Linked DNA regions of Homo sapiens: regions 1, 3, 4, 5, 6 and 7 are each linked to region 2. Evidence: chromatin loops called from intact Hi-C (ENCODE). Cell type or tissue: mammary epithelial cell. All regions are shown on one strand.

Region 1 (4,000 bases), 110 kb after region 2:
CCATTGCTTTCTAATTTGCACATGTATTTGCACATGGTTTTTGCAAATAAGTGTTGAGAATTCAAGTTAAATATGAGAGAGGGATTCAAGTTGTGTTCTTTTTTGAGTTTCTGAACTTCCAGGCTTCAAATTTCAGGCTTCAAGAAAGGTGCTAAGTATGTCTTCCCTAAATATATTATTACCTAACAGTGATTATCTTCCCTCTGTGTATTAAAAAGTACATAGTCTTAGGATTTTTGTCTTTTTTTAACTGTATTTCAGAATGTCCTAGGATTGATTTAAAATGACGCAAATAATCTGTAACTTTTTGTTTGAATAAAGAATTCAACATCTTCATGGTATTACTGTTGCATTTGTGTATAAAGGGAGGAAAAATGGAATGCTCAAGGTGCTCTTCTGACTTAAAAATATCACGGCTGGGCGCGATGACTCACGCCGGTAATCGCAGCACTTTGGGAGGCTGAGGCGGACGGATCACGAGGTCAGGAGATCGAGACCATCATGGCTAACACAGTGAAACCCCGTCTCTCCTAACAATAGCGGGGCGTTTTGGCAGGCGCCTGTAGTCCCAGATACTCGGGAGGCTGAGGCAGGAGAATGGCGTGAACCTGGGAGGCAGAGCTTGCAGTGAGCGGAGATTGCGCCACTGCACTTCAGCCTGCGCGACAGAGCAAGACTCCATCTAAAAAAAAAAAAAATTAGCTGGGCGCCAGAGCGCTTACAGTCTCAGCTACTCGGGAGGCTGAGGCAGGAGAATCACTTGAACCCAGGAGGCAGAAGTTGCAGTGAGCCGAGATCCCACCACTGCACTTCAGCCTAGCAAGAGAGGGAGACTCTGCCTCAAACAACAACAACAACAACAAAAACAACAACAAAAACCACACTAGTATTTATATATTTTAGGAAACAAGGATGCTAATTTGAATATTTTTACCAGAGCAAATATTCCAAATATTGACAAATGATATGAATCACAAACTTAGTCTAACAGATTATATTGCAGCTGTTACTCAGTAATCTTGAAAGACTCTGTGGTGTCCTAAAAGACTCCTTTGTACAAATAACACTTCCAAGAACAGTTTCCATAACATCCATAACAGATTACACTTTTCCACGTTTTGTGAGTATAAGATTGATACTTTTATAGATGTTTTCCATTCACCATTTTATCAAAACTAGGTCTAGGAGGCAGAATAATATTATTTTTCTGGAGCTACAGGGGGAGATAAATACTTTATCCTTTTTATATTTCTGAGATTTCTATCGTCAGCATTTAGGAACACATGCACTTTCAATGTTGGCACTGTAATATCATTACTTAGCACCAGAGGGGAAAGGAATAGGTGACCTAAGAAAATAACAACTTAAAATATGGCAAAGGAAAGAGCACAGAGAGCTTTTAAAAGGCAACTATGGGACATCTAATGTTTTGCATTTACAATTCTTCTGCCTGTTGACTATAATCAACACTCCATTTTAAATTTGGATCTGTGTAGGCTCCCTTAAATATCTCACTGCAGTGCAATACTTTCTTAGCATCCCAGTGAGAACATTTGTGATGCATCCTTTTAAGGCTACATTGCTTATAGCATTTCATAAGCATTGCTTCTACATCTAAATGAAAACTATCCTGTTTATTTTTTATTTCTTAATTCCCTGCAAGGATGCCTACCAGCTGATATAAATAAGTTACTATCTTCAGTGCAGCATAATTTGCCAACTTTCTTCAGTTTGGGGTTGATAAGCCATGGATAAACTTTGAATAGATGGGGATACAGTTGGAGGGGTCCTTACAAGATGTGAACACAGCCCTTTTTTGATGGCTAAGGTGAAACTCCAAGCCACTCTCTCAAAGGATACCAGGCTTAGAGAAACAGTCCTGACATTACTCCTTTGTTTAAAAAGGTTGGTTGGGTTCTTGATTTCTCCAGTAGAGCAGGTAACTCCATAGGATGGATATGTTGCGCTCCAAAGTCATTTTGCATGAGCCCTTTTGGAAGGAGGGTGAAACATTCCTTTGTGAAGCCTTGGAGGGTAAGCCTTGCAAAGTTCTTAAAGCTTCAAGTTTTATAGAGAAACCAAGTTGTAATATACTCTACAGTTGTTTCATTTTTAGTACACTTTTGGGTATAGTTACTAATGTTGGTTTTCAAAAACAATTTCATCATTCCTATGGCAAAATAAGCCACAGACCACAGTTGCCAAATATAGATCAGGTGTTTCTCTCTTTCTCTGGGGTGAAGTGGGAAACTACTCATTTTATACATGTTGATTCTGGCCAGAAGCATGCCCAAAACATTTAGAATTTCCCGTCCAGAAACTTTGCTGTGTGTCACAGGGAGCACACCCAACATAGAAACATTTAAGGAATGTGCTGTTATTCTGTCTTTGCCATAGAGCATAGTACAATAGGAGCAACTAGATATAAGTTTATTATTTTTGTGTGATTTAGGTCTACATGGTCCCAGTAATTTTTCACTTCAATTGACACTTAATGACTGAACTTCTAAGTTCAGATGGGACAGTGCAGTAGTTAGAAATTATAACAATGCTCACTGAAATACACTGGTCCTCTCAGTTTAAAGGCATTTGTAAACTCAATGTTTTATCTTGATGGAAGAGAGTGGATTAACAGTTCTGTTCAGTCTCCTTATCGTGCGACAGCTCTCAAGTGAGAATGAATTTTTCAATAAGAAAGTAGTCATATCAGTTAATGGAAGAAAGGGGTTAGCAGAATGTCGTTGGGATTCAAACATAGATTTTTTTTCTTTTTAAGCTTCTAGACAATACTGAGAATGCCAGGACAATATATGAGGGCAAAGTAGAACTGTATGTATGGGAGATCAGTTAAAAAATCTTGTCAGGAACAAACAAGTGAAGTCAGAAGCATGGCTTTCCTATTGGCAATTACATAGGTTGAATACTATCTCCTTGGATACTGTCAGTCTGGCATGTGGACTATAATAACTGATATAAGGGTTGAATTTCTATTTTTAGGACTGAGTTAGGATTTTCAGATTTCTAAAGAGTCTCATGTCTCTATAAGAAGCTTCCTTTTGGTTGTCATGTTGGGTCTAAGACTCAGGTGAATAAAACAAATCATTGGTCCTGGTGTCTAGGGAGAAAACAGCAAATTAATAGGAAGAAATGTTATTGTAGAAGGCTTAAATTTAACACAGTAGGTTTTGATACTTAACTATACTAAAATTCAGCAGGATGTGACAAGGCCCTTCCAGTGAGGTTCAAGTGATGTCTTGCTTTACTCAACTCCAAGTGAACTCAATCATGTCTTGATGTCACAGTACTGTTTTTTTCAGCGCTACTGGTAGAGCTTCTAGTACTTGAGAGTGGAATATGTTCACACAATTTATTAGTATTTTGTAATAATAAAGCACAACATTATTTAGTGTTTAAGTGTTCTAGTGAGTGGTCCCTGGGAAAGTAATCAGAAGTATCATAGATCATCCATTAATGTAGTATGTGGAAAGTTCCCAGTGTTCTGTTAACTATATAGTTCTCTAGTTCTTAAGAGCTTTGATCACTTCAGTTCTGTTTCTTCACAGACTTTTATCAGATTATAGTTTTGGAACTCATGTTAATGTTCTGCTATCCACTGATATAGCCAATGAAGTCACTGATGAATGTGTAGGGCTTTACACACTTGCTTTGCAATCTGTTTTAAGTTGTATGCCCCAATAACTCCTTATAACAAGTATTTCAATCATGGCAATACAGTCATTTAAAAGTTTATTGCTAGTCATTATTTTTCACATCCTGAAAATGAGCAACAACTGCTAAATTACATTCATATGAGCATTTAAAAATACAAAGAAAATTGGTGGCCCCAAGAAGGATAAGCTGCCCTCTTTGTTTTTAGAGCTTTTTTATATCGAAGACTGAAAATAGAGCAGGTTTTATAATTTTGTTGAGCAATGCCAAAAACATTTGGAGCATACTAATCATGCTAAATATTCTTAGCATTCCTTTGTGTTTTTATGCC
Region 2 (4,000 bases):
TTCTGCCAACCTGCTTCAGTGCAGCATTTTCTGGGGTTATTAAATACCCAAGGCTTAATGAGAGTGCATTCAAAAGTAAGTTGTTCAATGATGTAGGATCACCCCCTACTCCCCCCCACCACACACACACAAACACACGTAGGCAGTTTAAATGATAGTGGGGGTAAAATGTGTTTTCACAAGAGTTTCATTTTAAATTTGTCTCAACCTGAAATTCCTTTAGAAATTAAAATAAATATTAATATGTAGAAATAAAACTCCCCAGCTTTTCTTGCCTTCAACTGGAAAGTGATACACAAATAGTATGTACTTAGTGTTCTCCACAACCACCAACAATTCTATTTTATTTTAGTTTCCAAAATACGGACAGGAGGGCAACTCTAGAAAAATGGATTCCCACTCTGGCATCTCACAGGGCACTGATCAGGCAATGCGGAGCACTCATCATTTCCACCATGCAGGGAGCATCAGCCTCTCCTCGCTCCTTCCACGTACACATTCTTGTACCCCTGAGGGTATTCATCATTCTGATTTCCACCCGGGGTTTGACCTTGCAAAGACCCTTCTTCCAGTTTCTGGGCAAGGAACAACCCATTTTAACTCAAAACACAAAACGACCTTTTATCCTTTAAAGAAATACTACCAAATGTAACACACCTTGATTTACATTTTTTAACCCCAGATTCCGGATGGCGAACACGGAATGCAAAGGCAGGTAACTAGTTTGGGTCTGACAGTCCCCATTCAGCGACCGAGCCTGTGACTCCGTTCAAAATCGACAGTGCAGTAGAGCATCTTTCCCTTTTCTGCCCATTCACCATTGTGACAAAAATCAAAGACGAAAAAAATTATCTACTCATTTCTGAATACTGAGAGAAATGTGCTCATTTTGCGCCTGACTCCGTGGATCTTAAACACTAACATCCCGCTCAGAGATCAACCATGATTTCCATACCAATCTCATCCACTCAGTTTTACTTAGCAAACACCTTTGCTGCCCTTCCACAGTGAGAAAAATGGTGCACCAATCCCACGGATGACAGGTTGCTACTCGACTGTACCCGCTCAATAGTTTTATCAGCAACCGGAAAACTTCACAATCGGTCAATTAGCTACTTAAATCTGTCTAAGACAAACTAAGAAAGCATCTCAGTTTCACCTGTCTTAAATCTAGTCTAAGACAATCCCCCAAACACGCCGCATATAAACACTCCCCCTTCCCCCACCCCCAATATTCCAAAAGATCCCCCATGGACTAAGAGCACATTCAGATCGCCAGCATTAAGCAAGGAAATTGTCCCCATGCATTTAGACGCATCTATGCAAAGCAAAGTATGTGACAATAGCCAAAGCATTTCTCTGACAGTTGGTTGCACTACACATGCAGAAATGCAACGAAGATTGTATTTTCCACTTACAGTTACAGCGCTGCGCACGGTCACTTAACGAAAATGATAAAACTCAACAGTTCTTTTTAAAAATATATATTTAATTCGGGTAAACGCTTAAGCCGTCTCTGTGTGTGGTTCTCTCTCGCTCTCTTTTTCTCTGGAGCTCTGGGCTGCTTAAATCCCTCTTGGATCGCGCCTTGCAAGCCCAGCCGCTGCCGCAACACGCTCGGGTAAATCTCTGCTGCAGATTGGGAATCCCATAGAAAACCTAGGGTCCCTGGAGCTGGATGCGCAGGCGCGCGAGCCTCCGCCTCTCCAGGCACCCCCTCCCCTTTCCTCTCTTCCCTCCCCCCAGCTCCGCAGCCCCAGCTAGGAGAACTCGGGAGCCTGTGACCAAAAGCCGCCTGGCGATGGCGCATGCTCAGTCGGAGGGGCTCGGAGTTTCCGCGGGTGGATTCCACGTCTCCAGATTTTAGCAAAAGCTCAAAAGGAAAGTATATAGGAAAAGGGAGTCCGGCTACCGGAGCAACCCGCACCTGGACGGGCGCGAGGGACTGCGGGTTACCCGGACTCGCCACGCCCAGTGGTTACCGAACCTGGGGGCTGAAGGCCGAGGCCAGAGATGGAACACGTGGAGCCGCTTTTCCCGCTGCTTTCTGTCCTAGCCGACCCCCGGCCCACCCTTTGTTAGGCTGTAAGGTGAAGGAGAAAACTGCAGAAATCTCCGAAAGAAGACTTCCCAGCAAGCTGTGAGCACGTCTACCTGGCTTACTGAAGGAACGGTTATGGTGGTCATTTTGTCATGGGCCATTTCATCAGAGGGTCTTCTGCTAGGAGTACTGGGAGCCGGGTCCTGCAGCACCCAGTGCCCCGGACAGTCTCGGTCCAGAACGGCGTTGAAAAAATGTGTGTTAAAGGGAGCTGGGATCCGAGGCTTCTTGCCCTGTGTACCCTGAGCCAAGCGCCTTCTGTATGCACTTAAGTGTTTTTAACATATGCTTTGCGTCTGGGGTGGGAGGGGGTGGGTGAAAGGGCGGGAATGAACCATTTTGCGAACCCACGTTTAAGGGCTCTGATTAGGCCATCTTATAAAGCCCCCTTTGTGTCCTTGAACAACTAACAGGTTTGCCAGCCCTCCCCCCGGCTCCCCATTGGCCTGCCAAAGCCTAGAAGGCTTGGCAAGGAGTAGTGCCCAATAAATGTTTGGTCGGTCGCTTCCCTACCAGAAAAGCAAGGAGAATTCCCAGATGTTCCCAACCAGACCAGTTTTCCTCAAGTGTGTATGTTGTACATGAACTCATTCAACAATTATTCATGGAAGCATTTGCAAAACTATTAGACATTCCTTTATGCTTTGGGAATAAGTGCGGTTAACAAAACCCCCTCCTGGGCTTTACATTCAGGTGGGAGTTTTATTTTCAAGGGAGGGAAGTTCTGGGGGCGAGATGAAGATCGAGGTTCTCCTTAAGCAGAGCGCTGTACAATTTGCACAGCGTCTTCACACACCTTATCATGTTCAGGAAAACTGTAGAGTTGACCTACCCTTCGGTGCTGGGGACACCAAGAGCGTCTCCCGTGGCAAATGAGCTCTAAATTGACAAATCTCCAGCTGCTCCTGGTTCCAAGTCGAGGAGTCCAGCTTTGAACAAACTTGAGACTACTTAAGTGGGCACCAGGAGAAACTCCGCCAGACAAGTCTGTGGCTGTCGACATGCTAAGTGAGGGCCTCAGGCAGTGATGCCTAAGCCTCATTCGCTGCCAACCTAGCCAGCCCAGAACCCAGGAACTGGCTTCCCGGGCAGGACGCCTCGGGAAGGTTGCGCAAAGGGGGAGCGCGCTCTCGGGACTCCCGGGACACCGCCCGCGGCTGTCCCCTCTCGGCAGGGCTCTTCCGCCAGTGCTGGTGACCGCGGAAACCCGGAGCGCGGAGTCGCGCGGACCACGGCGCGCGGCCCCGGCGGGCTGCGGCAGCCGAGCACGTTTAGAATCTGGCGGGCGCCAGCCCTTCGCTCTGGAGCCGCAGTGCGCACTGCGCTGCGGGGCTCCCGGGCGCGCCGGGCTGCTCCTGTTTCCTGGGACTGGCAGGGGGAGTCAGTCCTGAATAAGTCACTTTTTCTTTTTAGCTAGAAAAACGACTTTCAAAAGGCTTTCAAAATCTCGTCTTTGGTCGATTTCCCCTACTACAGCATTTTACGCTGAGTTCTAGTTTCTCTCTCGAGAACAGCCTCCGCACTGTAATCTGCATCAACCCAAAGGGTCATGATGCCATTTCTCCACTTCAACGAGATATACCTATTTATTGCACCCTGGAGGTCTCTTTCGTGGCGGTGTTCGATTTTAGATAACTTACTTGCAACTTGTGTTTAGGAAAAAATGTACACTGATACTTTAAACCATGCTCTGTTGTAGGGTACGATTGATATCGACGCGTGCGCTTTTGTAAAGTAGCTTTGTCTACGTGGGCGGGCAGATTTTTTAAAGTTCCATTTGCACTGCAGCGCTGTTTGCGTCCTAAATGCGATATTGTAATGTTTAATATCCAGCTATTATGTAGCTTTATCTTTTTCAGCTTCTAATATTTTGTTGCTGTTTAATTTTTTTGGCATGCC
Region 3 (4,000 bases), 240 kb after region 2:
ATCATTAAAAGAGCTTTAAAAATGGCATCTACCGAAATTACCAGTTCACTATCATACCCCGCTCATCCTTGTCTATGCCTGTCCTGTCTTCTTCTGGGTCGACTGACCATAAATGCATAAAATAACATTTGATTATAAATAGGTTTCCCAAGTTAAACAGGCAACCCTTTAAAAACCATATTACAGGCCGGGTGTGGTGGCTCACACCTGTAATCCCGGCACTTTGAGAGGCTGAGGCGGGCAGATCACGAGGTCAGGAGTTCGAGTCCAGCCTGGCCGATATGGTGAAACTCTATCTCTACTAAAAGTACAAAAATTAGCCGGGCATGGTGGTGCGTGCCTGTAGTCCCAGCTACTTGGGAGGCTCAGGCAGAAGAATTGCTAGAACCCAGGAGGCGGAGGTTGCAGTGAGCAGAGATCGTGCCACTGCACTCCAGCCTGGGCGACAGAGCAAGACTCCATCTCAAAACAAACAAACAAACAAACAAACAAACAAACAAATGGATATTACCTTCAATAAGAGTAGCCATTCTTCTGCCTTATGTTCTAAAGAAAATCGGATATCTTTATTTGTCTATTTATTTAGAGACAAGTTTTCACTCTGTTGCTCAGGCTGGAATGCAGTGATGCGACCACAGCTCACTGCAGCCTTGAACTCCTGAGCTCAAGCAATGCTCCCATTTCAGCCCCCCAAGTAGCTGGGACTACAGGTATGTGCCACCACACACAGTCAAATTTTTATTTAATATTTTGTGGAGGTGGTGGTCTCACTCTATTGCCCAGGCTAGTCTTGAATTTCTGGCTTCAAGTTATCCTCCCACCTTGGCCTCCCAAAGTGCTGTGATTACATGTATGAGCCACTGTGCCTGGCCTGGATATCTTTAAATGCTGCATCCTAAATATACATAAGTGAAATACAATAAACACAATATGTGAAATATATGTCAACAATGTCTACTGACTGAGTGACTACAATGTTTTGGGCTATAGTTCAGAGAAATAAACCCTTGAATTAGTGCTCAGTTTGGAGGGAAGATGTGAGATGTCAATGAATAGTGGCAGAAAACTAACATATTGGGAGCAGTATGCCGACACTGGGCAAGCTGAATGGCAGATGAGAAGCACAAGGAAGGAGGGCAAGGCAGAGCTGGGCAGAGAAGGCTCCATGGAAAAAGTGGTATGGAAGCTGAACCTGGAAGGAGGCTAGACTTTGAGCATGTGGCTGTTAGGTCAAGGGTTTCCCAGATGAATGAGTCCAATGAAAATAAAAAGTTAGGATCATTGTTGTATTTTGGTGAAGTTTAGGAAGCAAGAAAAGAGAGATCTGAAACGCTCACTTTCATAACAGAAATAGTTTGTTTTTCATTTTTCATCAATGACAATTTTCAAATGCATATTTTATTCTCCTTTCTCTTTTAAGATAGCCATCTTAGAGTTAAGCTTTGTTTCCTAGTTTTATAAATAAAACCATTGCTCCTCGATGAATCATAATGCAGCATAGTATTAAGTGTTCAAGGTTAGGTATAGGAAGCTCAACAGTGTGGAAAATGTAAATATGATTTCTCATATTTTCTTGCTTAATTGCTAGATAGCAAGTCTCAGGCATTACTCAGAACCACAGCGGATGTGGGAGATCCTAAAATAGATTCTTTCCCTTTGTCAGATCATACATTGCAATGGAGAAGGGCACAGCCAGGTAGTCTGGCTGATCACAGGTTTGTATTGAGTCAAGTCCGGTAAACTCAGGTAAAAATAACAGCAAAGCACCCTCTAGTCCTGGGTCATTCGCTATTTAAGTAAGCAAAGAGAATCAATTCAGTGACCATGTAAGAAGCACCTACTTTAGGTTTGGCTATGCTAATGATGAGGCATCAACATTTAAGGCACACTCAATCTCTAGGTGATGAGCTGTATATAAAGAGATGAGGCACTGGTCTTTTTTTTTTTTTTCTCCTTTTCTTTTCAATGAGCCAATATTACATTGGTGACTAAAAATTGTAACAACATGTGCCCTTCTAGCGATGAAACTGCTTAAGACATCAAGGCTCTGCTTTCATTTTGTCCTCCCATAGACCCTTACTCTCTTGCCTAGGTTTTCAGCTAAATATTTTGAAATAGGGACTTATGATTAGACTAAAATTCCAGAACATAATCTATATCTAATGTCTTCTGTGTGATGCGTCAACTATTATTAGACTACTGTTTAAAATGCTACATGTATATTTTTGATAATCAGGTGATTTTTACCTCTGAAAATGAAAACAAAAAGTTCTAGCCCAAATATCACTAGGTGTAACTAATCTACACATAGTGAATGAGAGGACCTCCCATTTGGCCATGCTGAGGTTTCTTTAAGTGGCTGTCAGCCCTTCTGGCCTGCATCCTGGAAATGCAGCTGCAGAATGCATAGCAGCTCCTTGAGGCTAATCATGAGGAGGGGGAGGCTAGTCGTTCTGGCTGCACAGTGGGTACTTTGCCCTTGTGTTAGGCTTCAGAAATTAGCCTATCTGCCTGGAAAACAGGCAATAGCATCAGCAAAGAACAAGGGCTAGAAACTCAGTGAGAAGCTTCCACTGACCTAAAGAAGCCTGTTAGGACAACTGCTTATAACTTCCATACAAGTTTTTCCTTTGGTGTCACAGCTTAAAGGGACTCAAATCTGTGTGGCAGTGTTGGATGCCATGCATAGGGGTGCTATGGATGACCTCTCAGTCCAAACTGCAGGGTAGCTGAGCAGGGGAGCTAACACCGTAGGGTGGGTGAACACACACCTTGTCAGAGAAAGAAGACTAGAACTGTGTTGAAAGGCCAATCTGGGCCTTATTCCAAGGAATAACTAGTGTGGGGCAGATTCTGGATGTTGGGATACTGAGAGATGAATAATAGCTTCAGAAGTAGAAAAGGAGTATAAAATAATGGGGGAGGCTGGAGACATTTACCACCAATGGGGATGGAATGTCCAATACCCATTTTTATTGGCCTACTATGGAGAAATCCATGGGACTGGGCCTGGTTTAAAGAAATAGAGTGGAGAGAATATTTGCATAGCTGGGAAGGAAAGGGACTCTCTTTTCCTTAAGGCAATGCTCCCTAGTGGGCTTTGGATAGATGAGTTGTGAGTATCTAATCCAGGAATCCTAGAGCTGCAAGAGGAATTAAGAATACTATAGGGGCTCAACAGAACTAATCTGAATCTGAATGGACGTTGTTAGAGAGGGAAGGTGAATGGGAGGAAGAATGCTAGAGGGGCTCAACAGAAGTAATTTGGATCTGAACGGAAGTTGTTAGAGAGGGGAGGTGAATGGGAGGAGGGACTGCTTCCTTGAGGAAAGTGGAAACCTGGGCATGGAAAGGAATGAGACTTCTGAAGTGGATAGCTCTCAGGCTGGGATAAAGGAAGACAACAAAGCCTGAAAGCCCAAATCAGGGCTTGAGGTTTTATGGGAAGAGCATCAGGAGGAATGGGAGGTGAAGTGCCATGCCTGTTGGTGGCTGCTTCCTTCAAGTAGCCAAACTCAGGACAAGAGAGGGGAGCATTGTTCTTGCCTTCTGGGCAGTCCTGATTTAGTTACGTGGGGAGTGGCTTAAGAAATGGGGAGATTACATTGGAGAAGATGGCTTGGGGCAGGGAGTTTGAGAGCACATTGCACCATTTTGAAGGACCTTCCTTGGCCAGAAACGGGGCCCAGCTCTGTGCAGCCTTGAGGGCAAGACCAGGACCAGTGAGGAGACACTGACAGTCAGAGCTGTCCAATGCTGGCTGATGGGGAGCATCCCAGGGTAGGGGGCTACCAGGCAAGGGCTGGCTGTTCATTTCTGGAAATGGTAGAGAGGAAAGGATGTCATCATGCTGAGAGTTGGAATGGTGACTATTAACGTCCTTTCTATGAGGTGACTCTGGCCCATAGCAGTAGGCATCCTGGATATGAGGGAAGGCAGGGGATGTCTGCAAGGCTGGACCACAGGACAGACATTTCTGGGGAGAGGATTGAGGAGAGGA
Region 4 (4,000 bases), 110 kb before region 2:
TCTGGATGAATAAATCTGGGTTCTGGGCTCTATAGGCAAGCACTACAAGGTCTATAGAAGATTACTGAGGTTGCTCATTGATATCCCTTTTCCTTCGTAAGTTTTGCACCTGCTAAGTGGACCAGGTGAGCAGCCTTCATACAGATGGCCTCTTTGCCCACTCTGGGCTATCTACCTCGAGGAGCCCTCGGTCCGTCTTTCTCACTGTGCATCCTGACCTGGGTCCTGCAGAGCTCTGCTGCCCACTCCTCCTGCACCTAGAAGCACATTGGAAGGTAGAAAATTTCCCTCCAGACATAAGATATGCTTTAACACAGAAGGATTCTATACATGGGGCCCAGGGAACAGCCAAGCATTCCAGGAGAAGGAAAGTACCCATTACTTATATTTTGGTAGTACCCATTGCTAGGCACAATGATCTGTTCCAGAGACTATTCCTATATAACAAATCACCCCAAAAGCTAGTGGCTTAAAATGACAACAATCATTTTATTATCTCACGAAATAAACATTTGAGACCCATTTCTTTTTTTCATCAAACATATCTTTTCCTGGTTACAAAGGACAATGTTCTCTTATGTTCCCTCATTCCCTAAACATATCTTTCACTTCTCTTATCCTTCATTTTTCATTATTCGTCAGAATTCACTGCGTTCTTATTCATGTCGGGCCTCGTCTTGGGTGCTATGGACTCAGAGAGCAATACCTCGAGGTCTCTGTGTTCCGAGACTGCACAGTTAATGGGGGGACTTTACTCAAAATTGACTTGGTCATGTTACTTGATAAGAACTAGAACAGAGGAGAGGGCAAAGTATTACTAAAGCTCAGTAAATGAGCTGTTAGTTTCAAGGAGGGAGTTGTAGAGGGAAGGACTTTCCTTCTTCTTTGAACAGCTCAGCATGACCCCAGCCCCTCACCCCCCAATGCTACTTAGGTGCTTGGTACCTGAGGACAGGCTGCCAGGCGCTGAGTTTTGAACTAAACAATGTTGAATCTGAAAACTTCTAAATAGGCAAGTTTGCTCCTCCTGTGCCTTATGCATGAGTGGTCCTGGTCCCTTTCTAGAGGGTACTTTGGCTGATGTGTTCATCTGCCTTGTGATTAGGGGCCTGGGTGGGGCTGGCACCTGTGAACTGACTTGGAGTGGAGCAGAGCGAGCCCCTGGACAGGTTCCCAAGTCCCCTTAGTGCTGTTTACCCGCCAGCATTTCTATGTGCAGTTGGCATGAGACCAGTGGGCACGAAACCTCCATTCGTGTAGGTTTCTGGCACTGTAATGCTTTAACTATCTTATGTCTCACAGCCTACTTTTAGGTTAAGGGATAGTTGACAGTTTTATCTAAAAATAACTGGGCACCTTGGGTCAGTATATTAAAAATTAATTTAGGTCTAAAAAACCTTGAGAGAAAAATCAATTGTAAATTTTGAGCTATAAAAGTTACATGTGTCTTGCAGAAGGTCTATATACTGACTTTTACAACCAACATGTTTACTTTAGAACTGAGTGTGTGCTCAAGAGCCTTCAAATTTCTGGAGGGGTTGTTTCCTTTAGGAAATTTATCCTATCATGTTCTGAGTGCTTTGAGTTTTTCTAACTAGGGACATGCTCCTTATTTTGACAAAATAATTCAACTCTAGATGGATCATCACAGAGAAATGAAGCTGCATTCCCTTCAATTTCTTAGGAAGAATTCAGGGTCTTGAACTCAGATTTACTTCTCCTGGAGGACAACAGGGCCTGAAAAGCACAGTATTTTTCTTTTTTTGCGTACTCTTGTTCAATTTCTTTTTAACTCAATGTATTTTGTTTCAATTCTTGTATTAAATTTTGACATGGAAGTAATATTCGATGGCAGTAATAATCTATAAATAATATGACAGATACAAAGAACTTTGAGGTTGAAAAATTAAAAATGTATATACACACTCATATGTATATGTATATGTGTGTGTGTATGTGTATTAGTGTTCTCTCACTTAATTTTCATAACAAAATCTGACATTGTACTTTCCATTTTGTGGATGAGGAAGTGGAAGCCTAGAAAGGTCAAAGGCATTTGCCTAAGATTCCTGGCTGTCTGCAGCAGAGGCTGGATTTGAATGCAAATCTGTCTGACCGTTTCTGCCACACCTTGAGATTTATCTTAATCAAGTGTTAGCCGAGGAAATAAACTTAACTCCACATTTGATGAAGCAACCAAATGTGTTGCATTATGTAATTCTTAGCATCCATTGCCTCTGAAGCTTGAAATTCTCTGCTCTGAGTATTTTCGCCACCTTCTGGCAGCACATATGTACTGCAAGGAAATTACTGAGATTCTAACTGAGTTATTTTCTGACTCATTCTTTAACTCAACATTGAGAGCAGCTGCTATGTGTCAAGGACAGTGTTAGGTGCTGGCAATAAAATAGAAGAAAGACATAGAGCATTAAGGAGTGGGGGAAAATAGGCATTAATCAAACCACCATATAAAGAAGTATAAAATTTTACTGTGATAAATTACAAGTGTATGGAGCTGCAAACAAAAGTAATGGACATGATATTGTCAGTTTGAAGCTTTAAAATATTCGCATGTGGTCCTTTCCCCCCATCCTAATATACAGGCTGCTGACAATTCATTGTTCTTCATCATAGCCTAGAGTTTCAGAGTCTGAGACTTCTTGGGATTACACAGACCTTGACTGCTCCCGGTTGTACTCCATACCCTGTCCCTGAACCGAACAACCTGCAGAAGAAAACCCCAGGAAACACTTGAGGTCTTTTCTTTCCCCAGGCAGACAACAGGAGTCTTTGCATGGTTTAACCAGCTTCCTCCTGGCCAGGGCAGGAGCTTTTTCTACAGACAGTGGGCCCCACTCTGCATTTCTTTCTTTTCAGTAATCTATCTAGTTGTGAATATCAAAATGTTTGTTTCCTCTAAGAGGTGGTGCATGAGAACCAGACACATTAGCCTCTGGGCCTCCAGGGCCCCACCCAGCGTGGGCACAGAAAGGCTGAGTGATGATCTACAAACACTGTGCCTCTCTCCAGTGACACATTTCCTCTGCACCCCTATCCCAGCCCTCCCCAGCACCATTGCTGCCTGGATAGCTTATCCTTCCAGAGAAAATATTGCAGCATTTCCCACATGAATCTCTCCCCTCCAAAGATCCCTGGTTCACTGCCTCAATGTGATGGAGGAGGCAGCTCCCCAAGAAGTTCTCCAGCCCAACCTTTGGGTGGGGGTGGGGTGGGCACAAGCAAGGCCTTGGCCAGGACTCACCCCTGCCCATGCAACAGCTGATGTGCTGTGTCAGGAGGGGTGGCAGCAAGGCTACTTCGGAGGATGCCTCTCTCCAGGGCTCTGCCCAAGGCCCAGCTCCTGGCTAACACTGGGCAGCCCTCAGACCTCAGAATAGATTTCTGCCCATTAGTCTGCTGGAAATAGAGCTCTTGATAGGAAATAGGGCTTCAAAAAACCAGAAGAGTATTCTTGGACTGCTCCGCTGCTCACAGTCTTGGAGAGGTCTGCCATCCAATCCCGCAGAAGACATAGTTGCTTTTAAAACACCCTCACTTGGGTCAGTTTTGTTTCTTTTGTTCTCAAATTTCAAAGGCCTATTTTGCCTGGCCTATGAATATACAAATACAATCACCCTGAAATACAGTTGCTCAACCTCCAAGGTTATCTCCCCTTACCCTGCTGGAATTAGCTAGTGGCTTCTAGCCTGTTCTGGATGACCTGGTCTTGTACCTACCTCTTCAGGCCCTGCTACTGAGACAGTAGTTATTGTTTCATGAGTGTGTCTCGTGGAACAAGGCTCTAAGCAGGTCCTTCTCACAGGCCACCCCAGCTGATTCTTTCAGCAAGGGTAGGACTTGCAGGAGGGTCATTTTTCTGGGGTAAGTAACTGGCATGAGGTCACATCACTAAGGGGTGCAGGAGGATCAAACTCAGTGCCATCTGAGTCAAAGCCTTGGCTCTTCCCAGCACCAACTGCAGTCTCCTTCTCCTCCCACA
Region 5 (4,000 bases), 130 kb before region 2:
AACAGAGACCAAATAAAAGGAATGGAAAACAAAAATACTCAATTATATGAAGGCAAAAAGGGAAGAGAAATAAAGAACATATGGAACAAATTGAAAGGAGATGCATGGCTCAGATCTAGATATATCAGCAATTACATTAAGTGTAAGTGCACTAAATTATTAAATTAAAAACAGGCTGAAAAGAAAAATACAAAAACTAACTGTATGCTGTTTATCAAAATACACCTTAAATATTAACATAAGGACAGAGAAGATCCTAAGTAAAATATGGTAAAAGATACACCATGAAAACATTAGCCAAAGGGAAGCTGGTTAAGCTGTAATAATAACAAAATAGACTTTATGCAAGAAATATTACTAGAGGCCAAAAGGGCCATTTCATGGTTATAAAAGTTATTTTAAAAAATTTTTAATTTGTATATACCTAATAACATAGCTTCAAAATACATAAAAATTGGGAGAACTAAAAGGCAAAGTAAAAGAATTGACAATTACAGTTGGAAATTTTAATAAACTTTTCTCAATAATGGATAGAACAATCAGATTAAAAGTCAGTAAGGCAATATAAGATTTAAATTACACAACCAAATTAATTGGCAGAACTATAGAACATTGTGCCAAACTACCACAGAGTGTATATTGTTTTGAAGTACATGTGGAACATTTACCAAAATAGACCATTTCCTGGCTATAATGCAAATGTCAACAAATTTCAAAGGATTGATGTCATACAGAATATATTGTAAAGTGGAATTAAATTAGAAATAACAGATAACCTTAAAACTTAATGAATGTTAGAAAATTAGGCAGCACATTTCTATGTAATCTGTAGGTCAAAAAAGAAATCAAATAGAAATTAGAAGATAATTTTGAATCAAACAACAATAAAAAGAAAACATCAAAACTTGTATGATACAGCCATAGGATTTCTCAGAAGGGAATTTATAGCTCTAAATATATACATTAGTAAAAATGGAGGGCTGAACATTAATGATCTAAGTTCTATCTCAGGATGCTAAAAGGAAAAAAGCCTATTATAAATTCAAGTAGAGAGAAGGATACAGTGATATAAGAGCAGAAATTGGAGAGTAGAAAGCAAATGTACAATAGCAATGAAACAATAGACACCTGAGGAGGACCTTACCTGTGTGCATAAATCATACATATATGTAATGACAGGACTCCACTGCAAGCCTGTGGAAGAGGGTGGTCTTCTCATGAATGGTGTTAGGTTCAAATTGTTGGATATCCTTTTGGTAAAATAAACAGTAAGCGGCCGGGCGTGGTGGCTCATGCCTATAATCCCGGCACTTTGGGAGGCTGAGGTGGGTGGATCATCTGAGGTGGGGAGTTTGAGACTAGCCTGACCAACATGGAGAAACCCCATCTCTACTAAAAATACAAAATTAGCTGGGCATGGTGGCACATGCCTGTAATCCCAGCTACTCGGGAGGCTGAGGCAGGAGAATCGCTTAAACCCGGGAGGCGGAGGTTGCAGCGAACCGAGATCACACCATTACACTCCAGCCTGGGCAATAAGAGCGAAACTCTGTCTCAAAAAAAAAATTTAAAAAAAAAAATTTTTTTTTAAATAATAAACAGTAAGCAAAGTTTGACCCCCTAACTTTATATACAAAAAGTAATTTAGAAGTTGATCATAGACCTAAATTTAAAACAAGCTTCTAGAGGAAGAGAATGTCTTCATGTTTTTTTGAATGGGACACAAAAAGCAACCTACTCAAAAGAAAAGATTGATAATTTGGACTTTATTAAAATTAAGAACTTCATCAAAAAGTAACATTAAGTGATAAAAGAAGCTACAGACTAGGAAAAGATATTTGTGATGCATACATGCAACAAAAGACTTACCTAGAATTAAAAAATAGTAAGAAAGAGACTGACATCACATTTAAAATAGTCAAAAGGCTTAAATAGAAACCACTTTAAAGTATCTAAATGGTGAGTAAACACATGAAAAAGCGCTGTTAGTCATCAGAGAAATATTATTTATACCACAGTAAGTTACTGTCACACCGTTATGATGATGATGAAAATGAACAAGACTGGCAATATTTTGTGCTGGTGAGGATGTGGAATTGCAACTCTCATATATTGCTTGTGGGAGTGTAACTTGGTCAAACTAATTTGGAAACCTCTCTGTCGATGTCTGTTAAAGCAGCTCCATTCTTGGGCATAAACCCAAGAAAAAATTAGTGCTTATTTTCTCAAACAGATATATTTGAAAATGTTCAAAGAAGTTTTATTTATCATAGCCCAAAACTGAGAAACCCAGTGTCTACCTAGAGTCAAATGGATAAATTCGGGTATATTCAAACAGCGACATACTGTTCCGTAATGAAAATAACAAACTGCTGTTGCACACAACATAGATGATCTGACAATGGCGAGTGAGAGAAGCCAGTTACAAGGATGTACATAGTGTATATAAATCTGAAGTATATGTACAAAAGAGTATGTGTAACCTCTACATATGAAGTTCAGAAACTGTTAAGAGTGATTTTGGGTGATTAAAATCAGAATAATAGTTACCTTTTCAGGGATGGTAATATACAAATAGTTTGCTTAGATGCTGGGGATATTCTTGTGTCTTGATCTCAGTAGTGGTTACCCAGGTGTGTGTATGTATTCATGTAAAAATTGAGTTGTACACTTTTGTGTTCTTTATAAAAACTATTACTGTAATAAAAAAATGGAGAAAAAAAAGTATTAGAAGTGCTTGAATAATTTATCTCCACAGCTAACTATACAAAACAACTCAAGCTAGACTTTCTGATGTTGTCATCTCTGTTTTTCAAAAGAATACCAGAAGAATCTTTAATTTATGTGGCCTTCATTTTACTAATAAGGAAAGTGACACTGAAGTTCCATGATATGTTAGTAATAGATGAGAGGGTAAAAGCTAGATCCCCCAGATTTACTTGGGGCTTCATTTATTAAATTGGTGCAAAATACAGTGTGGGGGCAAGATTGCATCTTGGTATTTAGTTCTTGCTTTTTTATATGGGAATTTTTATTTGCTTGATTGTTGGTTTGGTTTGTTTAGACTTATGATAGGTGTAAAATTTTAGAGTATGTTTAGAATTGGAATATTTACCTTAGAATATTAATAATGTTAATATTAAAAAATAAATGAATGCTCACTTGAGAGCAGTATCACTTTTCAAACAGTGAATTGAAAAGTATTGGAAGCTATATGTCTGCTATTGATATGAAACTAGTTGTTGCTCTTTTTTCACCTTGTATGCATATATGTATATCTGGAATTTTGTCAAAAAAATAGAACCCTTCCTAATGTTATTGTATATTCTCAGGAAATTGTGTGAATGATTTGCTGTTAATTTTATTAGTTGCTTTCTTATTGTTTCCATGGACCTTTATTTAGTAAATAATTTTTTAAAGATTTTATTTAGCTTTTAAAAGAAATTTAAAATTATTTAAATTTTAAAAGATTTTATTTAGAATTCAAAATAAATACAATACAAAAGAAATTTTTTTTTTTTTTTTTTTTTTTTTGAGACGGGGTCTCGCTCTGTCGACCAGGCTGGAGTGCAATGGCATGATCTTGGCTCACTGCAACCTCTGTCTCCCAGGCTCAAGCAATCCTCCCACCTCAGCCTCCCAAGTAGTTGGGACCACAGGAGTATGCCACCATGGCCAGCTAGTTTTTGTATTTTTGTGTGTGTGTGTGTGGAGATGAGGTTTCCCCATGTTGCCCAGGCTGGTCTCGAACTTCTAGGGTTCCTTTAAAGGATTCCTAAAGCAATCCTTTAAATCTTTTAAAAGATATATTTCAATGCATTTCTTTGGCCAGTGTAAGCTTTTTAAAGTTGATTTCTGTCCTTTTGACGTTCAGTAATCACTTTTAATGCAGCTTAACCACTAGGTGTCACTATAATTCAAGTAACAAAAAATCTCAGCACTTTTAAATGTTTGAAGCTTAAGTTTCAGGGTTAGGTGTGGTGGCTTACACCTGTAATCC
Region 6 (4,000 bases), 80 kb before region 2:
TTCTTTCTTTCTTTCTTTCTTTCTTTCTTTTCTTTCTTTCTTTTCTTTCTTTCTTTTTTTTTTTTGAGATGTAGCCTGGCTCTGTTGCCCAGGCTGGAGTGTAGTGGCGCGATCTTGGCTCACTGCGACCTCCGCCTCCTGGGTTTAAGTGATTCTCCTGCCTCAGCCTCCCAAGTAGCTGGGATTACAGGCACCCGCCACCATGCCTGGCTAATTTTTGTATTTTTAGTACAGACAGGGTTTCACCATGTTGGCCAGGCTGGTCTCGAGCTCCTGACCTCAAGGGCTCCCAAAGTGCTGGGATTACACGCGTGAGGCACCATGCCCAGCCTGATTTTTTTTTTTTTTTTGAGATAGAGTCTGAAGATTTTTATGTTCATGTTCAGAGGTAAAATTTGTAGGATGAGCTAGTAGAAGGCTGCCTGCTTTGGAATACCTCTGGATTTGATGTCTGTGATAGATGAGTGGAAAAGGAAGGCAAGGAGAGGGACTCAGAAAAATTGAGGAGAATGAGGACATGAGGCAAACTTCACTATCAGCCCAGCCTCTCTCATTATGACTCACCAGGATCTTCCCAGCAGCCCAGAAGAATCCAGTCTAAAAATCAGGACGCTCCCCTGGAACTGTTAGTTTTGGCTGGGTGCGGTGGCTCATTCCTATAATCTCATTGCTTTGGGAGGCTGAGGCTGGAGGATCAGAGTACCATACCAGCTTGGTCAACATAGCAAGACCCTGTCTCTACAAATATTTGAAACAACAACAAAAAAATTAGCCAAGTGTGGTGGCAAGTGCCTATAATCCCAGCTACCCAGAAGGCAGAGACAAGAGGGTTGCTTGAGCCCAGGGGTTCGAGGCTGTACTGAGCTATGATTGTGCCATTGCACTCCAGCCTGGGTGACAAAATGACATCTCCTCTCTATTAAAAAATAAAACAAAAGAGTAGAGGCACGGTGGCTCATGCCTATAATCCCAGCACTTTAGGAAGCTGAGGCGGGCAGATAACTTGAGGTCAGGAGTTCGAGACCAGCCTGGCCAACATGGTGAAACACTGTTTATACCAATAAATACAAAAATTATCTGGGTGTGGTGTTGTGCGCCTGTAGACCCAGCTACTCGGGAGGCTGAGGTGGGAGAATTGCTTGAACCCGGGAGGTAGAGGTTGCAGTGAGATGAGATTGTGTCATTGCACTCTAGTCTGGGTGACAGAGTGAGACTGTGTCTCAGAAAGAAAAGAAAAGAGAAAAGAAAAGGAGAAAGAAAGAAAAAGAGAGAGAGAAAAAAAGAAAGAGGAAGAAAGAAAGAAAAGAAAGAAAGAAAAAGAAGGAAAGAAAGAAAGAGAGAGAGAAAGGAAGGAAGGAAGAAACTGTTGATTTTTAGAGAAAGAAACTGCTGATTTTTATAGGGCTGCCTGGTGAGATTCCCTGTTAAGTGATATGCTAGGTATTGTTTTTAAAGTAGCTTTCCTTCATCAAGTTCATTCTTGTATATAAAAATGACCATACTGCTCATGACTCACCATTATGTAACCATAAGTCTATTATAGTTTTCCTATTAACTTGCTTTATTCTACTCATCAGCATTTGATTACACAAATATTCTCTTAAGGTTTTATTATGCTTGGATGTGAGAGGAAGAAGTAGCATTCCTTTGAAACAATGTAAAATTCAAATTAGCCCTCCCCAGTGAGTTTAAATTGAGAGGTTTCATTCTACTTTTTTTCTGAATTTATCGGGGTTAGTCTGTACTGTTTTACACTAGCAGATGAAGGTTGTATGATCTTTGCAATTTTTTTTTGTACTATATTATACCCTCTTTTATTTCTGAGGCTTAGAATCAATTTGTAGCGTCACTCGATAAAAGACAATAGTGGGTGTGGAATTCTTTTTCTCAAAAGATAATATCATGAATAGCATAATGCTCACCTTCCCACCCACTTTCTCAGGGGAAGAGTGATGACTGCATTCTACTGTGGCCCCTTTGTTTTAATTAGAGGCTTCGTCTGTGGGTGAGGAATCCTGGGCTGGAGGCAGCTCGAGTCCCCCATCCAGAAGCCTTCCACGTGGGAGGCGCACTGAAAGCACAGCAGATCTTCCCTGAGAATGAGGAGGCGGGGCCCCTGCACCTCCCATCTGGATACCCTCCAGGTTCCTGCTGGTATTTCTGCCTCTAGCCTGCCCTTCTCGCTTTGCCAATCCCTTGTCCAGACTGCTTCCAGAATGAACCACTTAGAAAATTCCATGAAGCCATCCTACCCATGCTACTTAAAACCCTTCACTGGTTTTTCATCACTTTCTGGAGTTGGATCCCCATGAGAAGGGCCTGGCTCACGTCTCCAGGGTTTTGCCCGTTCATACAGTGGTACCCTCTCTGCCTGACGGACACATTAGGCATGAGCAAAATGAACTTCTGTGTTTCCCAATGTGCCTTCCAGGATATGACCTGTAATTTCTTACCTCCATGCTTTCCCCATTGCAGGAAGGCCTCCCTCTCAAATGCTTTCTATCTCCTGGCATTTTCTTACAGATGCTCTAGCACTCAGTTCATATAGAAAGATTGAACTCCAAGCTAGGGCAAGTGCCCTTCCCCTATGCCCTCTCAAGACCCTGGGCATGACTCCACCACACATTATTGTAATCACTTAGAATGGCCCTGTAACATTGCTGGGGGCCTTTTGGGGGGGGATTGCATTTTTTTTTTTTTAAGACTGTAACAAACAAATTATTTGAATCCCCGGTGTCTAGTACCATTCCTGATCATAGTATATGCCCAATAAATCTTTATTCAGTGAATGAATACGTTACCCTCATTCCTCAGGTGAGGAAATGCATAAGGAGGGAGGCAAATGATGGAGCACAAGGAGGGAGCCCTGGATGGGGAGTCAGGACCATGAGTTCTAATACTGTTTGTGACCTGGTTTCTCTACTTTCCTGCCTAGAAGCTGCCTTTTCTAAAAAGGCAAATAAGGGAAAATTGAACAAGTTGAGGTCCAGTGCCCAAACTTTCCACCAAAGCACCCTTAAGAGTAGAAAATACCTGAGACCTCAGAAGGCTCGGGGGCTGCTGAGTCTGAAGTTTCGCATTTGAGTTAATATTCATGTAAAATATGTGTTATGTGCCCTAAAATGTCTCCTTTTAAAAACTGAAATGTGTTTGCAAAACCCATCAGTTAGTTAACTTAAAAAACCACCCCTCAATCTCCAAGAAAAATTAGCCTGCTGAGAAGATGGACCAAGATTGCCCGCTCTCTACCTATACCCAGGCCTCCACCATGTGGGTAACTTGGTTAAAGACAGATAAAAGAAGGAAGAATGCTGATTCTGGATTCAGAGAAGACCAGATCCAATTTCAGTTGTGTTACTTATTAGCTGTATTACTTCAAATAAGCTGCATAACCTCTTTGGGCACTGGTGGTATCCTCTGTAAAACTGGGGAGATGGCAGCCTCTTGGACCTTGTGAGGAGCTTGTGAAGCATCCTGGGAGAGCCCCTGCCGTGTGGCACACAGTGGTTATTCAGTATTGGCTCTCTTCCTTCGCCCCTGACTGTCAGATTCTCTTTGGAAGCTTCTCTTCCCAACCCCGACCCCACCACTGATTCACTGGATCATGAGAGAATGATTACAAGCAGCAGTAGGACCAAAGTGCTGGGGGAATTTTCTGGTGACATATGGAAAAAACATATGCCTGGAGCCATTCCCTCCTCTGCCTTCCTTACCTAAGCCCACTGGCCCAATTCACTGAACTCCTCATGTCTAATTTCTTCATGTGTAAATGTGGATAATTAAGGCATCCTTGTAGAGCTTTAGTGAGGATTAAATCAGTTAATATGTGTAAAAATCTAGCAGAGTGCTTATCACATGTTAGGTGCTCAGTCTGTCGGAAATATTATTATTACTCTTACAATAATGGTTATTGAGGGCCCATATTCACAGAACCTGGGCAGAGGAGGCAGAATGATGCTCTCCCCTCAGAGATGTCTACATTCGAACCCCTGAAGTCTGT
Region 7 (4,000 bases), 770 kb after region 2:
GAGTTTGTGGTAAGAATTATGAAAGCAAATAAATTGCCTCGTTTAAATATGGAATGATTAGAACAGCTGCATTTTCTTGAGTTCGGTTATTTTGTTGCTCGGTTGAGACTCCTGAAAATTGCCGCAACAGAATGACTTTCTAATGGCGCACCCTTGTCACAATAGCTGCAGCAGTAGACGAATGTCACAAGCCAAACAAATTCCACAACTGATGAACACAAAAATTGCCTGCTATCAGACAGGCTGTGCAGTCCTGGAAGGAGAGGCACCTGTGGCAGCTCTGTGGCAAGCCCCGTTCCACTGCTCTTTGTTCCATGAAGCAAGGCTCAGGTTCTAAAATTAAACCCTTCTCCAGTACCCCAAACTGCCATGTGCATTTGAGGGTTTTTCTTCTGATCTCATTACCATAGTTACACCTCGAAGAGTAAAAAATATATGGCTGCAGCTTTTGTGAAATCAGGCCCACTTTCCCTTGATTCTGGCCCCGCTGTTGCAAAGCAGCTGACGGCTGCTCCCCAGAGGAGCATACAGAGATAGCATGTGGAAGACTGCAGACTGGGGAAGGCCTGCCTGCGCCCAGGATGCACATCAGCTTCCTAGCTCAGAGATCTAACTCTGACTGGCAATGAGCCCTCTGATATGACAGTCAGCCACTGGCATGGTCTGACACAGGAGTTATTTGGTAGCATGCGATGGTGGGTCTGCAGCCACGCATGAAGACGTATCTGTCAGTCAGACCCAGAATGCAAGCCTTGCCCTAGGGTCCAACAAGGACACAGACACAAAGAACAAATGCCTGAAGGCAATAGGAAAGACTGGGGCTTGGGAGGCTCTAAAGGAGCACTCCTCCTCCCCTTCCAACTCAATCTCTGAATCACTAAGATACAGAAATAAGAATCAAGCAGATAGAAACCTTTTTATTGATAAGGTGGTTTGAAGAGTTTGACCTAAGTCTACGGAAATGTGGGCTCCTGAATACATCACTAGACAGACTGATGCCATCAGTGTAACACTGGAGACCGCAGGCCCCTTCCTGGCTCCACAGAGACTCTTACCAAGAGGCTCCCAGAATCTGTGCTCCCTGCAGGCAGGAAATCCCAGAGAAAGGGTGGAGTTGAGCATGCCTTGCTTTCTTCCAAACTCACCATTAAAAAGAACTTGCTCTTCCAAAGGAGTTTATTAAGAGGTCAACAGTTTTACTTTAGCCCAGGGGTCTGCAAACTTTTTCTGTAAAGGATCAGATAGTAAATATTTTAAGTTTTGTGGGCCACATATCATGTGTTGCATAGTCTTTCTTCTTTTCCCCCACAGCCCTTTAAAAATAGTTTGAAAACAACCACACACACACACAAAAAAACATTCTTAGCTCATGAGTCATGAGCCAGACCTTGGGCCATTCACTTCTCTCACCTCTTCCTATTCAAATTGGGGTCCCTGAACCCACAGCATCCGCATCACATGACAGGTGATTAGAAATTCAGAGTCCCAGGTTCCATTCCCAACCCACTGAAGCAGACTCTGCATTCAGCTTGATCCCAAGTAAAAATCACTAATCTGGAAAATTTCACGTGAGGAGTTGGGAACCAGTGTTTTTTTCTAATAGCAAAAGCAAAAATAAGACAACAAAAAATTCCATGGAAACTTGTAGGTACTGAATGAAGTTCCCCCTTGGCAAGTTATCCATATTTTTGTCTCAACACATATTCCAAGCTGCCTGAAAATAGACTTTCTCTGTGTGGCTGTCTCTCTCCCTCTCACCAGATACAGAACTCCTGGAGGATATGGAACCTGAACTTGCCTTCCTCTGAGTTCTTAGTTTCTTGGACTTCTGTGCACAGGGGAAAGAGCAGCACAGGGACTTTCTGTGTTTGCTTTACTGGGAAAGAAACCCCTCCATGTCATTTGCTATTAATCTTTTGAGGCCTTAGTTACCTTCTCTGTAAAATGAAGCTCTAAATCTCTTTCTTCCAGGAGGTTGAGAGGATCAGACTCTGCACATAAAGGGCTTCTCCCAGTGCCTGGCTGGTAACCAGTACTTAGCAAGCAACAGCCATTACAAGGGCAATAGGTCTTGCTTGCACAAGGATCCCTGAGAAGGTCTGTGGCATTACACTGGGAAGAGCACTCTAACAAAAGGGGCTGCAGAGCCACTGGGGCACAGGGAGTCCCCCCCAATATACACTCAGTCCTGGCACGGGCAGCTGACATCCGCAAAACAATGATCTCAAGTCCTTCTCCAGAGGTAGGAATTTTGGGGGTACAATTATTCAATTACCAGCATGGCTAAGTCACACAATGGTACCAGAGCCATCTATCATTCCTCATATGACAAAAGTAGCAAGACGAAAAAGCACCAAGACTGAGAGGCTCAGCCCTGTGCCTGCTACGGCGTGTCTTGTTGGGAATGAGCACCATCTCCTGGACACAGTTAGAAACACGTCGAAGATTATCAGAGAATCATTTCCCAGACACCTGAGCCAATGTTCATTAAATGACTCAATGACTCTCTCCAAGAGGAAAAAAAAAAAGAAGAAAAGAAACTGACCATCTAACTAAATATGTGTGATTTATCGCTAAGTTGCATGCATTATAACTTCAGTATATTATTCACTGAATGTAAAATATAGCTATTAATTCAATCAATTCTTCAATAAATATTATGTAGTGAATTGATTGAGTTCCTGGCATGTGCCATGCATTATGTAAGGGGGGTTGAGGGTAACTGGGGCAGGTTGAGAAGATAATGTTTAAATATGACCTGAGGAGGTGACAGAGTCAGGCACGTGGGTGTTTACAGTTCAGGCCCCCGGTTACAGGACACAGCCAGCGCAAAGGCTCTGAGCAGGGTGTGCCTGCCATGTTTGTGGAGCAGAGGAGACCTCTGTGGCTGCAGTGGAGTAAGCCACCCCTGAGGGAAGAGAGGAAGTCAGAGAGGACACAGAGGGACAGATCGCATTGGGCCTTAAGGACTTTGACTTTAACTGGGTGAAATAAAGTCATCAGAAGACTTTGAGAAAGGTGTGGCTTAACCCTACTGATGTTTTAAATGTATCCTTTGTGCCTGTGAGAGAAGATGAATACTGTGGGGCAGGGGGCAAGGGCAGAAGCAGAGCCCAGTCAGGAGCTACTGCCTTTATCCAGGTGAGAAATGGGAGGGGCTCAGAGCAAGGGGATGCTTGTGCCATTGCTGATGCCACACCCATTTCATTTTTTTTTTTTACATAGTGGATGAGATAAAAAATATAATTACAAGTTCTAATGTTTGTTTGCACCCTAATGGATCATGAGAGCAGGCTGCACTGGAGATCAAACATCCAGGCATTGGGAAGTATTGCCTTCGATCAAATATTAAACACCTGCGTATCAAATAGTGAGCGCCTGTGTCAATAACCTCTCATACCTTATCATAGGGAAGGCTCCATTTTGGAAATTTCAGCTTTAGAATGGACCCCAAAGACCTGCACTTTACAAGATGCGTAGGCAACTTGAGGACATACATGGGAAAAAAATGTTCAAAGCACAAGAGTACAAGGGAGCTTTCTCTAAGGTCATCCAATTCCCCTGTCCCCAGAGGTGATCAGCTGCAGAGAGCAGAAAGGGGCCCACAGAGCTGCAGGCACACTTTTGCATCTATAGCAGCGCTCATTCTTCCTGCAACACCTGTGATACTGGCAGGTATATGAAGGCAGGTGGGGGAAGCCCATTCTTGACAACTTGTAACACTGATGCAATGATACTATTAATGATCTCACATCCTGTATCTGCATAAGTGGTCCCCAAACCTGGCTGTCCATCAGAATCCCCTGTGGATTCTGGAGGATCTGTGCTATTTAAAATACAGACTTCCTGACCCATCCCTGACAGCTTTGCAGCAGAATCTCCATCAGGCATAGCAGATACTCTGCACTTACTGATTAGACAAAGATTCAAGGTGATTTTGATTCAAGTAGTGCATTTAGAGGCCACGTGGTTGCCTATCATTTTTTCTTTTCTTTTTAAT

What was found. A loop is a pair of places that touch in the nucleus more often than their neighbours do. Peaks named below come from ENCODE experiments on the same cell type or tissue, not always from the same donor. Only the 100,000 strongest peaks of a DNase experiment are listed, where the experiment ranks them.
Region 1: a loop joins it to region 2, with 6 times the contacts of the local background. A loop is called at or near these places in 2 of 110 quality-filtered maps.
Region 3: a loop joins it to region 2, with 14 times the contacts of the local background. A loop is called at or near these places in 2 of 110 quality-filtered maps.
Region 4: it touches region 2 in a loop (7-fold over the local background); 21 of 110 quality-filtered maps call a loop at or near these places.
Region 5: a loop joins it to region 2, with 11 times the contacts of the local background. A loop is called at or near these places in 5 of 110 quality-filtered maps.
Region 6: a loop joins it to region 2, with 4 times the contacts of the local background. A loop is called at or near these places in 8 of 110 quality-filtered maps.
Region 7: it touches region 2 in a loop (22-fold over the local background); 3 of 110 quality-filtered maps call a loop at or near these places.

What each region holds. Positions count from the first base shown.
Region 1 is chr2:17,427,547-17,431,546 of GRCh38, reverse strand. No RefSeq gene overlaps it. Among named protein-coding and RNA genes, the nearest start is that of RAD51AP2, 89 kb to the left of the region's middle. In mammary epithelial cell, no CTCF peak of the experiment used is centred here; a DNase peak (open chromatin) is centred at 2,266; H3K27ac peaks cover 1,830 bases.
Region 2 is chr2:17,538,337-17,542,336 of GRCh38, reverse strand. It overlaps VSNL1 (visinin like 1), which reads right to left and starts at 1,641. Exons shown (of 4, transcript NM_003385.5): 1 at 1,419-1,641. RefSeq lists an enhancer at 3,217-3,336. In mammary epithelial cell, a CTCF peak has its summit at 1,812; DNase peaks (open chromatin) are centred at 1,796, 2,516 and 3,276; H3K4me3 peaks cover 4,000 bases; H3K27ac peaks cover 4,000 bases.
Region 3 is chr2:17,300,869-17,304,868 of GRCh38, reverse strand. No RefSeq gene overlaps it. Among named protein-coding and RNA genes, the nearest start is that of RAD51AP2, 220 kb to the left of the region's middle. In mammary epithelial cell, no CTCF peak of the experiment used is centred here; DNase peaks (open chromatin) are centred at 1,198 and 1,638; H3K27ac peaks cover 1,989 bases.
Region 4 is chr2:17,644,534-17,648,533 of GRCh38, reverse strand. All of the region lies in intron 2 of VSNL1 (visinin like 1), which reads right to left. It overlaps LOC124908054 (a long non-coding RNA gene), which reads left to right. Exons shown (of 2, transcript XR_007088658.1): 1 at 1-4,000. Among named protein-coding and RNA genes, the nearest start is that of VSNL1, 110 kb to the right of the region's middle. RefSeq lists an enhancer at 3,550-4,000. In mammary epithelial cell, a CTCF peak has its summit at 2,275 (motif pointing left); DNase peaks (open chromatin) are centred at 2,293 and 3,003; H3K27ac peaks cover 1,390 bases.
Region 5 is chr2:17,671,143-17,675,142 of GRCh38, reverse strand. The region is part of intron 25 of SMC6 (structural maintenance of chromosomes 6); the gene reads left to right. Among named protein-coding and RNA genes, the nearest start is that of SMC6, 81 kb to the left of the region's middle. In mammary epithelial cell, CTCF peaks have their summits at 2,093 and 3,908 (motif pointing right); a DNase peak (open chromatin) is centred at 2,082; H3K27ac peaks cover 423 bases.
Region 6 is chr2:17,618,563-17,622,562 of GRCh38, reverse strand. The region is part of intron 2 of VSNL1 (visinin like 1); the gene reads right to left. Among named protein-coding and RNA genes, the nearest start is that of VSNL1, 80 kb to the right of the region's middle. In mammary epithelial cell, no CTCF peak of the experiment used is centred here; DNase peaks (open chromatin) are centred at 582, 1,512 and 2,092; H3K4me3 peaks cover 330 bases; H3K27ac peaks cover 3,041 bases.
Region 7 is chr2:16,771,676-16,775,675 of GRCh38, reverse strand. No RefSeq gene overlaps it. Among named protein-coding and RNA genes, the nearest start is that of CYRIA, 110 kb to the right of the region's middle. In mammary epithelial cell, a CTCF peak has its summit at 2,410 (motif pointing left); a DNase peak (open chromatin) is centred at 2,405.